Regions from separate parts of the Homo sapiens genome. Here region 1 is linked to region 2. Evidence: chromatin loops called from intact Hi-C (ENCODE). Cell type or tissue: PC-9. All regions are shown on one strand. Each heading gives the region's core, and the rest is flanking DNA. Links, peaks and the distances in the headings are about the cores only. Region 1 holds the start of LINC00885 (long intergenic non-protein coding RNA 885). Region 2 overlaps ZDHHC19 (zDHHC palmitoyltransferase 19).

Region 1 (5,364 bases), core at 70-5,069, 53 kb before region 2:
CATGGTGAAACCCCATTTCTACTAAAAATACAAAAAACTAGCCTGGCATCATGTCATGCGTCTGTAATCCCAGCTACTTGGGAGACTGAGGCAGGGGAATCGCTTGAACCCGGGAGGCAGAGGTTGCAGTGAACCGAGATCACACCACTGCACTCCAGCCTGGGCAACAAGAGCAAAACTCCATCTCAAAAAAAAAAAAACAAAACAAAAACACTCAGACATCAGGCTGGCCGCCGTGGCTCATGCCTACAATCCCAGCACTTTGGGAGGCCGAGGCAGGGAGGATCCCTTAAGCCCAGGAGTTCAAGATCAGCCTGGGCAACACGGCGAGGCCCCGTCTCTACTAAAAATACAACAAAATTAGCTAGGTGCAGTGGTGCTTGTGGTGGTCTCAGCTACTTGGGAGGCTGAGGTGGGAGGATCACTTGAGCCCAGAAGGCAGACAGAGGTTGCAGCACTGCACTCCAGCCTCGGTGACAGAGTGTGACTCCAAGTCACAGGAAAACCCAACAAAACACAGACGCCGCCCCCACCTGCTTTGCCCGACTCTGCAGAGTCCCACCCGGATGATCTGGGGGAGGGAAGGAGTTTGTCTTTTTCGAAGCCCTCTGTGGTTTTCGGATGAGCGGATTTAGGGACAGTCTGCACATGTCTTTCACTCCTGCTATGGACCCCAGAACCCACCACAGTGCCTGGCTAAATTGCACGTGCTTAAATAAATATGGAACAAATGAACCAACTGACCTCTTTTGATGTTCCCAGCCATTCTGTGAGGCAGAGGATCAAATGGGTATTATTGTCCCCATTTGACAGAGGCCCAGAGAGGTGACAGGAATTCCCCAAGGTCACAGATGGAGGGGCCCGAGGCTGCCTCCCACTACCAGGCTGATTTCCAGAGGCTTAAGGTGGGGGCTGAGTTTAAGGAGGGGAAAAAGAAAAACACATCCCCTTACCTAGTGGGTAGAGAGGAGTAGGGGCAAGGGAGAGAAAAGAGGAAACGAAAGAAGAGGGGAAAGAGGAAAGAAGAAGGGGAAGGTTAGAGATGCCTAAAAGCATGGAACTGGAGGAAAGACATCAAAATAACAAAGAGCAAGACTAGCCGCGTGGTGGCTCACGCCCGTAATCCCAGCACTTTGGGAGGCCAAGGTGGGCAGATCATTTAAGGTCATGAGTTCAAGACCAGCCTAGCCAACATGGTGAAACCCTGTTTCTACTAACAATACAAAAAAATTAGCTGGGCGTGGTGGTACATGCCTGTTATCCCAGCTACTCGGGAGAGTGAGGCAGGAGATTCACTTGACCCTGGGAGGCAGAGTTTGCAGTGAGCCGAGATCATGCCACTGTACTCCAGCCTGGGTGACAGAGTGAGAGTCCTTCGAAAGAGAGAGAGAGAGAAAGAGAGAGAGAGAGGAAAGAAGGAAGGAAGGAAAGAAAAGAGAGAGAGAGAGGGAGGGAGGGAAGGGAGGGAAATGAGGGAAGCTAAGAGGGGGTTGGGCTGCAAATCCTATCTCTGGGCAGCGGGTCTGGGCCCCTCGTCCCTGCAGCAGGTCTGGGCCCCTCGTCCCTGCAGCGGGTCTGGGCCCCTCGTCCCTGCAGCGGGTCTGGGCCCCTCGTCCCTGCAGCAGGTCTGGGCCACTCTTCCCTGAGTTTGATGCTTGGTTTGGAGTCAGGGCTCTGAGCCCAGAGTCCCTGTGGAAAACACATCCCTCCACTGACTATGGCCTCTGTCCCACAACCTCCCCCCTCCCCAGGCCTGTGTGTGTTTAGACAGCTTGCCCTGCATTTTTAGAACAATTTTTAACTTGTAGGCTGTACCTGCGGAACCAGAATGTCTGGCCAAGACCTGTTACCTAACAGCCTCAGACCATTTGGGTGCCAACAGCAACTGCAGCTCTGGCCCAAGCCAGGTGTGGGCTGACCTAGCCAGGGAGCGGGGAAGTGAAAGGAATGGGTCCCTTCCCACTCAGAGGGCGGAGCCCCCACTTCTGGTGAGAGAAAGCTGAGCAGAATGGATCTAATCTGATTCCTCCACCCAGAAGCCCTTAAAATGCAGCTTTGTTTTAAGCCTTCTTGAAGATTTGGGCTAGATCTAGAAAAGAACCTCACCACGGAGGATGTGCAAAGTACAACACGTGACCCCGGAGACGGAAGCTCTTCTCTACCTCCGTAAAGATGATCTCTGATGAACAGACATGATCATGCCTGGAGAACAGGGATGGACAGTCCCGCTTCTGAAAGACCCTGTCTGGCTGATGATTCATGGTGCGCCGGGCAGACCCCAGGCCAAGAGACCCCACCCACAGTACCTGAGTGCTCAGCTGGGAACCAGACCAGACCTCAAAACAGGTTTGCAGAATTAAGATGAGGAGCTGAGCTCAACACAGCCTCCGCAGCTCCCCAGGGCGGGCCTGAGCCGAGGGAGAGCCCATGGCCATCAGGGTGCTGGAATGCATGTCACACTGCATTACGTGCATTACGATCCACGCTGCAATGACAGCCCAGAGCGTGGAGAACCCAGAGAGGGTGGGGAGATGGAATCCCGGCGAGCCAGCGCTGGCAGGGACCACGGGGAGCAGCTGGTCCAGCCGCCGGTTTTCCAAGAGAGAAGACTAAGAAGTGAGTCACTTGCCCACAGCCACAGAGAGAAGGAGGGCAACGAGGCCGGCAGGTCAGCAGCGAGCAGTTAGTTCAAGGCCTTGAGGGCTTCCACTAACTTTGAAGGGCGAGGATGGGCGGAGCTCTGGAGGCCGCCGGGGTAGGTTCGAGGGGAGTGTTCAAGAAGCCTCTTTTTTTTTTTTTTTTTTTTTTTTTTTTTTTTTTTTGAGACGGAGTCTTGCTCTGTCACCCAGGCTGGAGTGCTGTGGCGTGATATCGGCTCACTGCAACCCCCACCTCCCAGGTTCAAGAAATTCTCTTGCATCAGCCTCCGGAGTAGCTGGGATTACAGACACCCGCCACCACACCCGGCTAATTGTTGTATTTTTAGTAGAGACGGGGTTTCACCATGTTGGATAGGCTGGTCTCAAACTCTTGACCTCAGGTGATCCACCCGCCTTGGCCTCCCAAAGTGTTGGGATTACAGGCCTGAGCCACCACAACAAGCCAAGAAGCCCTTTTTGTAGAGTTCTAATCCTGGGTCTGCGGCTGAGCCATGGTTGTGTTCACAAAGCAGAGCAATCAACCGGGCATAGGGATGGACCTCCTGGGGCCAAAATGGCGGCTGACATCTCCACCCTGACCTTTCTTCTCAGGTTCCCAAGGTTACCACCCAACCCTGCCAACTTTCGCACCCCGCAAGGAGCAAGACCCCGCCCGCTCACCACCTGCCTGTGCAGCCAACGGGCCTCGCTGAGCTGCCCTGGGCCGCTCCCTCCATTCACACAGTTGGCCCTCCCTCTCCCTGCCTCCCTTCGCCTACCCCACGAACTACTTCATCCCTCTGGGCCGGCACTGTAGAAGCCCCATTGTTCACATCGACCTCCCAATTATCTCCTCTTTCCCTCTCCCTCTGCTCCTGCCCAGACCAGCCCCCCAGCATTGACCTGGATGCCTGCCACAGCCTCCTCCCTGGTCTCCGGCCTCCCACCTCTGCTCCTCGGTCTCCTCTACCCAGCCAGTAACTGCAGAGAGCACTAAAGCACAGTCCTGGCATCTCACCCCCTTAACCCTGGCCACGGCTTCCCAGTGCCTCCAAGATAAAGCACCAACACCTGAGGACAGCAGGTGAGTCCTCCCGGAGCTAGCTCTCCCCCACCTTCCTGTCACCCTCTGCCCCAGGCTCTGCCCGTGCTGCTGCCCCCTGAACCCACACTTCCGTCTTTTGCTTTCCCTTTCCCTGGGATGCTCTTATACCCCCTGGCCCCCTGGGATATCTTCTCATCTGTTAAGTCTCAACCCAGAGCTGCTTCCTCTGGGAAACCCTCATTGGTCTCCTCGGGCAGAGGCTGGTGTTTTTCTCTCATGCGTCCTCGGGCAGAGGCTGGTGTTTTTCTCTCATGCGTCCTCGGGCAGAGGCTGGTGTTTTTCTCTCATATGCCTGCAACAGCCTGGGATTTCCTCTCTCAGCGCTTTTTTTTTTTTTAATCAAAAAAATTTCGACGGGGAGACAGGATCTCACTATGTTACCCAGGCTGGTTGTGAACTCCTAGCCTCAGGTGATCCTCCTGCCTCGGCCTCCCAAAGTGCTGGGACGACAGGCATGAGCCACCGTGTCTGGCCCTCTCAGCACTCGCTACCGAGGGTGTTCTAATACTTCATTCGCCTGCTGTGGGAGGCAGCCTCTAAGATGACGCTCAGTGATCCCTGCCTCTTGGTATTTCCTGTGTAAAACCGTCCCCTTGAATGTGGGCTGGGCTAATTGACTCACTTTTTAATTTATTTTTCAGAGACAGTTTTAAATTTATTTTTCATTCTATTGCCCAGGCTGGAGCACAGTGGCATAATCATAGCTCACTGCAGCCTCAAACTCCCGGGCTCAAGTGATTGCCCACCTTAGCCTCCCTAGTAGCCAGGAATCCAGGCGCACACCACCACGCCTGGCTCTGATTGACAGACGCACACCACCACACCTGGCTCTGATTGACAGGCACACACCACCACACCTGGCTCTGATTGACAGGCACACACCACCACACCTGGCTCTGATTGACAGGCGCACACCACCACGCCTGGCTCTGATTGACAGGCACACACCACCACAGCTGGCTCTGATTGACAGGCACACACCACCACGCCTGGCTCTGACTGACAGGCGCACACCACCACGCCTGGCTCTGACTGACAGGCGCACACCACCACGCCTGGCTCTGACTGACAGGCGCACACCACCACGCCTGGCTCTGACTGACAGGCGCACACCACCACGCCTGGCTCTGATTGACAGGCACACACCACCACAGCTGGCTCTGATTGACAGGCACACACCACCACGCCTGGCTCTGACTGACAGGCGCACACCACCACGCCTGGCTCTGATTGATTCACTTCAAACCAGGAGAATCTGTAACTGCCCATGTGCTCTTCTTGCCCAATGCCCAGTTAGAGCTGATTTATTACAACAGGGGAATTGCAATAGAGAAAGAGTTTAATACACGTAGAGCCAGCGAAATGGGAGACCAGAGTTTTATTATTACTCAAATCAGCCTGCCCCAAAATTCAGAGGCGAAGGTCTCTTAAGGAGAGTTTGGTGGGCAGGGAGCTATGGGACGTGTGCTGCTGATCAGCTGGGGGGGCAATCACGGGGGTGTGGAAATTGGCCCTTGTGCTCTGAGGCAGCCTCTGGGTAGTGGCCACAGAGGAGCTGCTGGTTTGGGTGGGGCCTTCCGGTCATCAGTAACCTGAAACCCTGAAAAGAGATCTCAAAAG
Region 2 (5,364 bases), core at 266-5,265:
AGAGATACAATTATTAATCTTACATTACAGGGGGAGAAACCAGGCAGCCCACCTTCAGAGCCCGCGTCTTAACTGTGACCCCACGTTGAAATAAAATGTGGAAACTGCCCACAGACACACCTCGTGGTGGCTACGAGTCACAGGGGCTGCACTTCTGCCTCTTGGGGAGTTGCTTGTTTGCTCCATGCTGGTTTCCTCACCTCAGAAACTAGAATAACAGTTCCATAGAGCAGTCGTGAGGATTGAAGGAGGCAGCCTGGACACTGAGCACAGGCCCTGGCCCAGGCAGGGCTCCATCGAGGGTTTGTTAGTACAGGAGTTCTGGCGAGCCCTCAGCCGCTGGGCTGCTTCCCTCCAGCCATTCCTCTGCATGCTAAGAACTAAAGAGAAGGGAGTCAGACCCAGATGGAGCATGGGTGTCAGGCACTGTGCCCAGCTGCCCATGAGAGCCAGCAAGGTGCCTGTGTCCTTTGAGGTACTAGGATTCTGGGCCCTGGATCCTGCAGTGCGGTGACCTCCCCTTCCCCCATCTGTCCCTGCCCTGCTCCACCCTCAGCCACCTGCAGGGCCCCCACCCAAGGGTCAGGGCAGAGCAGGGCAGAGCAGGGCAGAGCAGGGCAGGGCTGAGTGGGAGGCAGCGGAGGGGGTCATTATCACCGGCAGCACAGGGCTGAAGAGAGTTAAACCTTCTTATCAGTTCCCTGGGCCTGTGCCCAGCCCAGCCCAGCTCTGAGGCACAGGGGCTGGAGAGCAGAGCCCTGGGGTTGCCAGCCAAGCCTGTCTCCTCTGGAATGGCCCAGGACCAGGGATGGGGCAGCGGCCTGGGAACCCGAGAGTCACCAGACTGGCTGCACCGTGTGATCTGATGCAACCACTTCCCTCTCCGGGCCCCAGAGTCCCTGCTTATGAAATTGGGGGTCGGGGGCAGCTGGATGAGGCAGCCCGGGTCCCTTCCTCTCCTAGAGAGTTAGGATCCTGTGATCCCTGGGAGGTGGCTATGACTGTCAGTCCTACAGACGAGGAAGCTGAGGCTACGCACAGGACAGTGACTTCTCCACAGCACACTAGTTGGGCACAGAGAGGAATGATGGGGCTGAGCCCCACCCCACATGCCCATGAAGCTTGTGAGCCTTCCAGAAGGCCCATGGAGGAAAGGCGTGGAGATGGGAGGTCGCTGCCCTGGGCACCCCATCCCAGGGTCTAACCCCTTTCTTCAGGTCCTAGGGGCCAGCTGGGGACCTCTCAGAGGAGCCCTAGACAGTCAGGCACCTGGCGGCTTTGCAGGCCTGGGGTCACTCCTTGGCTCCAGCCCACAGAAGGCAGAGATGGCAGGGCTTCCTGGGCGTATAGACAGTAGGCCCTGTAACTGGGCTCTGATAACACCCCTCCCCTTATCAGTGGGTCAAGGACTGGGTGGGGTGCATCTGAGAATCAAGGGTACATTCCACAGAAACAAGGAAGGGGCAGAAAGGAAAAGTGGGTGCAGCTGAACCGAGGCCTCTCAGCCCGGCTGCAAAGAATCCCGGAGGGGTCCCCTGGCTTAGGGGGGAGAGTGTGGAGTGGTGGGGAGTCAAAGGAAGGGACAGTCTAAGTCTCACTTAACCCTCCAGGAGCCAAGGGGCCTGATCCAAGTGACTTTCCTGAAGAAACCTTAGAAATCCTAGGCTGGGGCCGGGCGCCGTGGCTTATGCCTGTATTCCCAGCCCTTTGGGAGGCTGAGGTGGGCTTATCACTTGAACCCAGGAGTTTGAGACCAGCTTGGCTAACATGGTGAAACTCTGTCTCTACTACAACTACAAAAATTAGCTGGATATGGTGGTGCACACCTGTAATTCCAGCTACTCAGGAAGCTGAGGCACGAGAATCAGTTGAATCCAGGAGGAGGAGGCTGCGGTGAGCCGAGATCGCACCACTGCACTCCAGCCTGGGCGACAGAGCAAGACTCCGTCTCCAAAAAAAAAAAAAGAAATCCCAGGCTGGGAGGGACAGAGAGACCTAGAATCCACATTTAGAGCAGGAGGCCATTGCCCTCAGAGGGTTCATGGTCTCCTTTGACACTATGAGGAAAATTATGTCTGCCCAGTGGGGAAATTGAGGCCCAGCGTGTGAGGGGAAATGACTCACAGCTGGCTTAAGGCTTGAAAGGCCCCTGCCTGAGGCTGAGTGTGTCCCCTGCATACCTGGAGGCGAGGACCAGTAGGTGCCGTCCTGAACTAAGGGACAGGGTGGCAGAGGAAGGTCAGGGCCTCCCCAGATACTGGGCCTGGGCTTCTTTGCCCCTGTGGGCTGGGACTCCAGGCAGGCACCACTTCTTCAACCAGCCAGTTCCATAATTCACATCCCGGCCTTGGCCCAGGCTCCTGGACCCCCTCCCCCGTGGCCCATGCCAGGCAGGTGGGTGAGGCTGGGCCTGCACAGGGAAGGGTCTGAAGCCTGCAGGGTCGGTTGTGGCAGGACCCATTGGGCTGGAGATCTGGAGGGACGTCCTGCATCACCAGCGGTAGAGAGGACAGGGGCTGGGCCAGCGTCCCCCTGAGAATGCGCTCACACCCCAGCACACAGACACACACACCTCCGCGGCACCTGGGGGTGGCTCATCTGAACCCTTGGGTGACATCCTTCTGCCCCCACCCTCCTCCACACCCTGGTTTCACCCGGATACGAAGGTGGCAGGAAGCAAACAGTGTGACTTGGGCCCATTTTGACGCTCCAGGTGGCAGAATCACTGGAACACCTGATAAAAATTCCCACCCTCCCCTGACACGGAAAGGCTGAGCCAGAAGAGCCTGGCAGAAGGGACTTCCCTGAAGAAAGGGGCCCAGGTCAGTCTCGAAGGTGGTCCTTGGAGAAGCTCTGGGTGGTGTGTCAGCTGCGTGGTGGAGAAAATCATCATGATGACACTGACCGCGCTCACTGTGTGCCTACCGTGTACCTGTGTCCCGATGTTTTGCATGAAACACCTCATTCCGGCCTCTGCCAGCCTTCCAGAAAGATGCATTATTCCCAGTCCCACGGTCACATTCTGGCCGCTAGCAGAGCCACAGTTAGATGTGTCCCCCCGACCCCCCCAACCCCAGGGGCCTGAAGACTTGTGGGGCCTGGGACCACCCCAGGGGCAAGACCAGAACCAGCTCCTGACCTCCCACCAGGAAAGAGGGACCAGGGTGAGACACAGCTGCAGGAAAGATGCAAGGCTGGGCCGTGGTGGAGAACGCCCCCACCCCTCCACTTCCCCAGGACGCGGCAGGCAGGAGGGGGCCACTCCCAGCCTCAGGGCCCCAGAAATGGTAAGGCCAGCCCTAACCCCACCCCAGAGGCTCCAGAGAGGCAGGGCTGGACCAGGCCAGGCCTGGTGAATCCCTGGGCTGCGAGCGCCCCCTGCAGCCAGACAAAGGTGTGGCCGGGCAGAGGCCAGGTGCTCCCCAACCTCGGACACCCCGACATTGGTGGATTTTCCTCTTCCATCATCTCCAGCCCTAGCTGGGAGCTAGGCCAGTCAACTGCTGCAATTATTATTATTATTATTATTGTCTGTTGTTGTTGTTGCCCTTTTTTTTTTTTTGAGACAGAGTCTCACTCTGTCACCCAGGCTGGAGTGCAATGGTGTGGTCTTGGCTCACTGCATCCTCCAACTGCCGGGTTCAAGCAATTCTCCTGCCTCAGCCTCCCTAGTAGCTGGGACTACAGGCATGTACCACCAAGCCCAGCTAGTTTCTGTATTTTTTACTAGAGACAGGGTTTCACTATGTTGGCCAGGCTGGTCTCGAACTCCTGACCTCAGGTGGCCTCCGGCCTCCCAAAGTGCTGGGATTACAGGCGTGAGCCACCACGCCCAGCCTATTGTTGCCCAATTTTAAGGAGGAGAGAAATGTTAGGTGTCTTGTCCAAGGTCACAGAGCCAGGTGGTGTCAGGTCCTGAACTCAGGCCTCCACAGATCCTGGGTCCTCCATCCCGGAAGGTCTTTGTCCCGGCCCATTAGAGCCTCCTCCAAGCCCTCACCCAGGACGGACATGCGCAGCGTGACAGTTGTAAGAGGCAGGCAAGAGTATTTAATGGGCATTGAGGGTCTTGGCAGTCCCACCAGGGGAGTGGGCAAAGGGCAAGGCACAGAAAGGCTTCCACTCAGGGCTCAGGAAGTGGGAGGTAAGGAGGCAGGTTCAGGAGGCGGGTTCAGGAGGCGGGTTCGGAGGTGAGCTCAGGTGCTGGTGCTGTGGGCATCTCCGGGTGCACAGGGGCGAGAGGAAGGCCGAACCTCGCCTGGGGGCTCCTGCAGCAGCAGGGGCAGCACTGGGCCCGTGTGGAACTAAACACAGAACAGGGGCATGAGTGCTCTCAACAAGACCCCGCCCCGCAGCTCGTGCCAGGTCTCCTGCTCCTGGAGGCAAAGGGAGCGGGCTGGCCCCACAGAATGTGCTGCAGAGGCCCCGGGGCGCAGGGGTTGCCCAGCCCCACGGTGGCCTCCTGATGCTCCACCTCCATGTCTCACGGGGCTTCGAGTCAATGTTTCCTTTAAATAAAAGAGTCTCCCGCCACCCGCACCCCCTGGCCAAATTATAAACCACGAGACTCATCTCAGTCCTGCGAGTAGGTGACTGGCCTGAGGCCCATCAGCACATGTAGTGGGGGAGTCATCCTCCATTTGTCTTTGTGACTCCAGGGACTCCTGGGTGTATTCTAGAGGCCTGGGCCCTGCTTCCAACGCCCCTCCAGTGTAGAACCCTCCTCCCCCCAAGCTCGGAGCGCTCCAGCTTCAGGGTCAGCCAAACCTCAGGGGCCTCCCCCCACACCCTCACAACCTGCAGACACCCCCCTCCCGACACGCACAGACACCCACGCACACACACGCTTCTTACCTCCTGGAGAGCTGCAGCCTCACCACGCCCCGGGGGTCCCTTCCCTGCTTTGTAGGGACCCAGAGGTTGGGGCTGGGGGGTTGAGAGCAGAGGGGGACATTGGAGGGTGCAGATTCGGCATGGATGTCCAGTCAGGCCCCACCACTCTCTGCAGCTGGACAGCTTCAGCCATGTACCTGGGGAGCAGCAGGCCAGATGCAGGGGCCACCGTCCTCCCTGGTCCGGCTCCCCTGCCCGCCTCAGCTTGGGAAGCACACGGCCCAGGGCTTAGCTCTGCAGGAAGCTGAGGCCAGCCTCATCCAGGATGCAGCAGCCCTGTATGCCATAGTGGGGCAGGAACACACAGAGCCAAGGACGTAGGGAGGCCCCAGAGCTCCCAGTGCCCTGGAGAAAACCCCAGAGGAGCAGGAACAGTGAGTGTAAGGGCCTGGGGCTGTGGTAAGGAGCCAGGGTGAACCCACCTCTGCCCCACCCCCAGGGTTCACCAGTTGGGCCTCTGGCTTGCCAACT

What was found. Peaks named below come from ENCODE experiments on the same cell type or tissue, not always from the same donor. Only the 100,000 strongest peaks of a DNase experiment are listed, where the experiment ranks them.
Region 1: a loop joins it to region 2, with 4 times the contacts of the local background. A loop is called at or near these places in 5 of 110 quality-filtered maps.

The regions. Positions count from the first base shown.
Region 1 is chr3:196,140,655-196,146,018 of GRCh38, forward strand. It overlaps LINC00885 (long intergenic non-protein coding RNA 885), which reads left to right and starts at 1,982. Exons shown (of 3, transcript NR_034088.1): 1 at 1,982-2,346; 2 at 3,252-3,723. In PC-9, for the core only: a CTCF peak has its summit at 2,333; DNase peaks (open chromatin) are centred at 1,847 and 2,657; H3K4me3 peaks cover 1,382 bases; H3K27ac peaks cover 2,778 bases.
Region 2 is chr3:196,193,422-196,198,785 of GRCh38, forward strand. ZDHHC19 (zDHHC palmitoyltransferase 19) reads right to left here. Exons shown (of 8, transcript NM_001039617.2): 7 at 4,855-5,030; 8 at 4,031-4,304. The coding sequence ends at 4,874. Among named protein-coding and RNA genes, the nearest start is that of ZDHHC19, 15 kb to the right of the region's middle. RefSeq lists a cis regulatory region at 366-1,025 and enhancers at 638-767, 828-957, 3,081-3,150, 3,181-3,280, 4,667-5,364. In PC-9, for the core only: CTCF peaks have their summits at 3,371 (motif pointing left) and 3,571; a DNase peak (open chromatin) is centred at 760.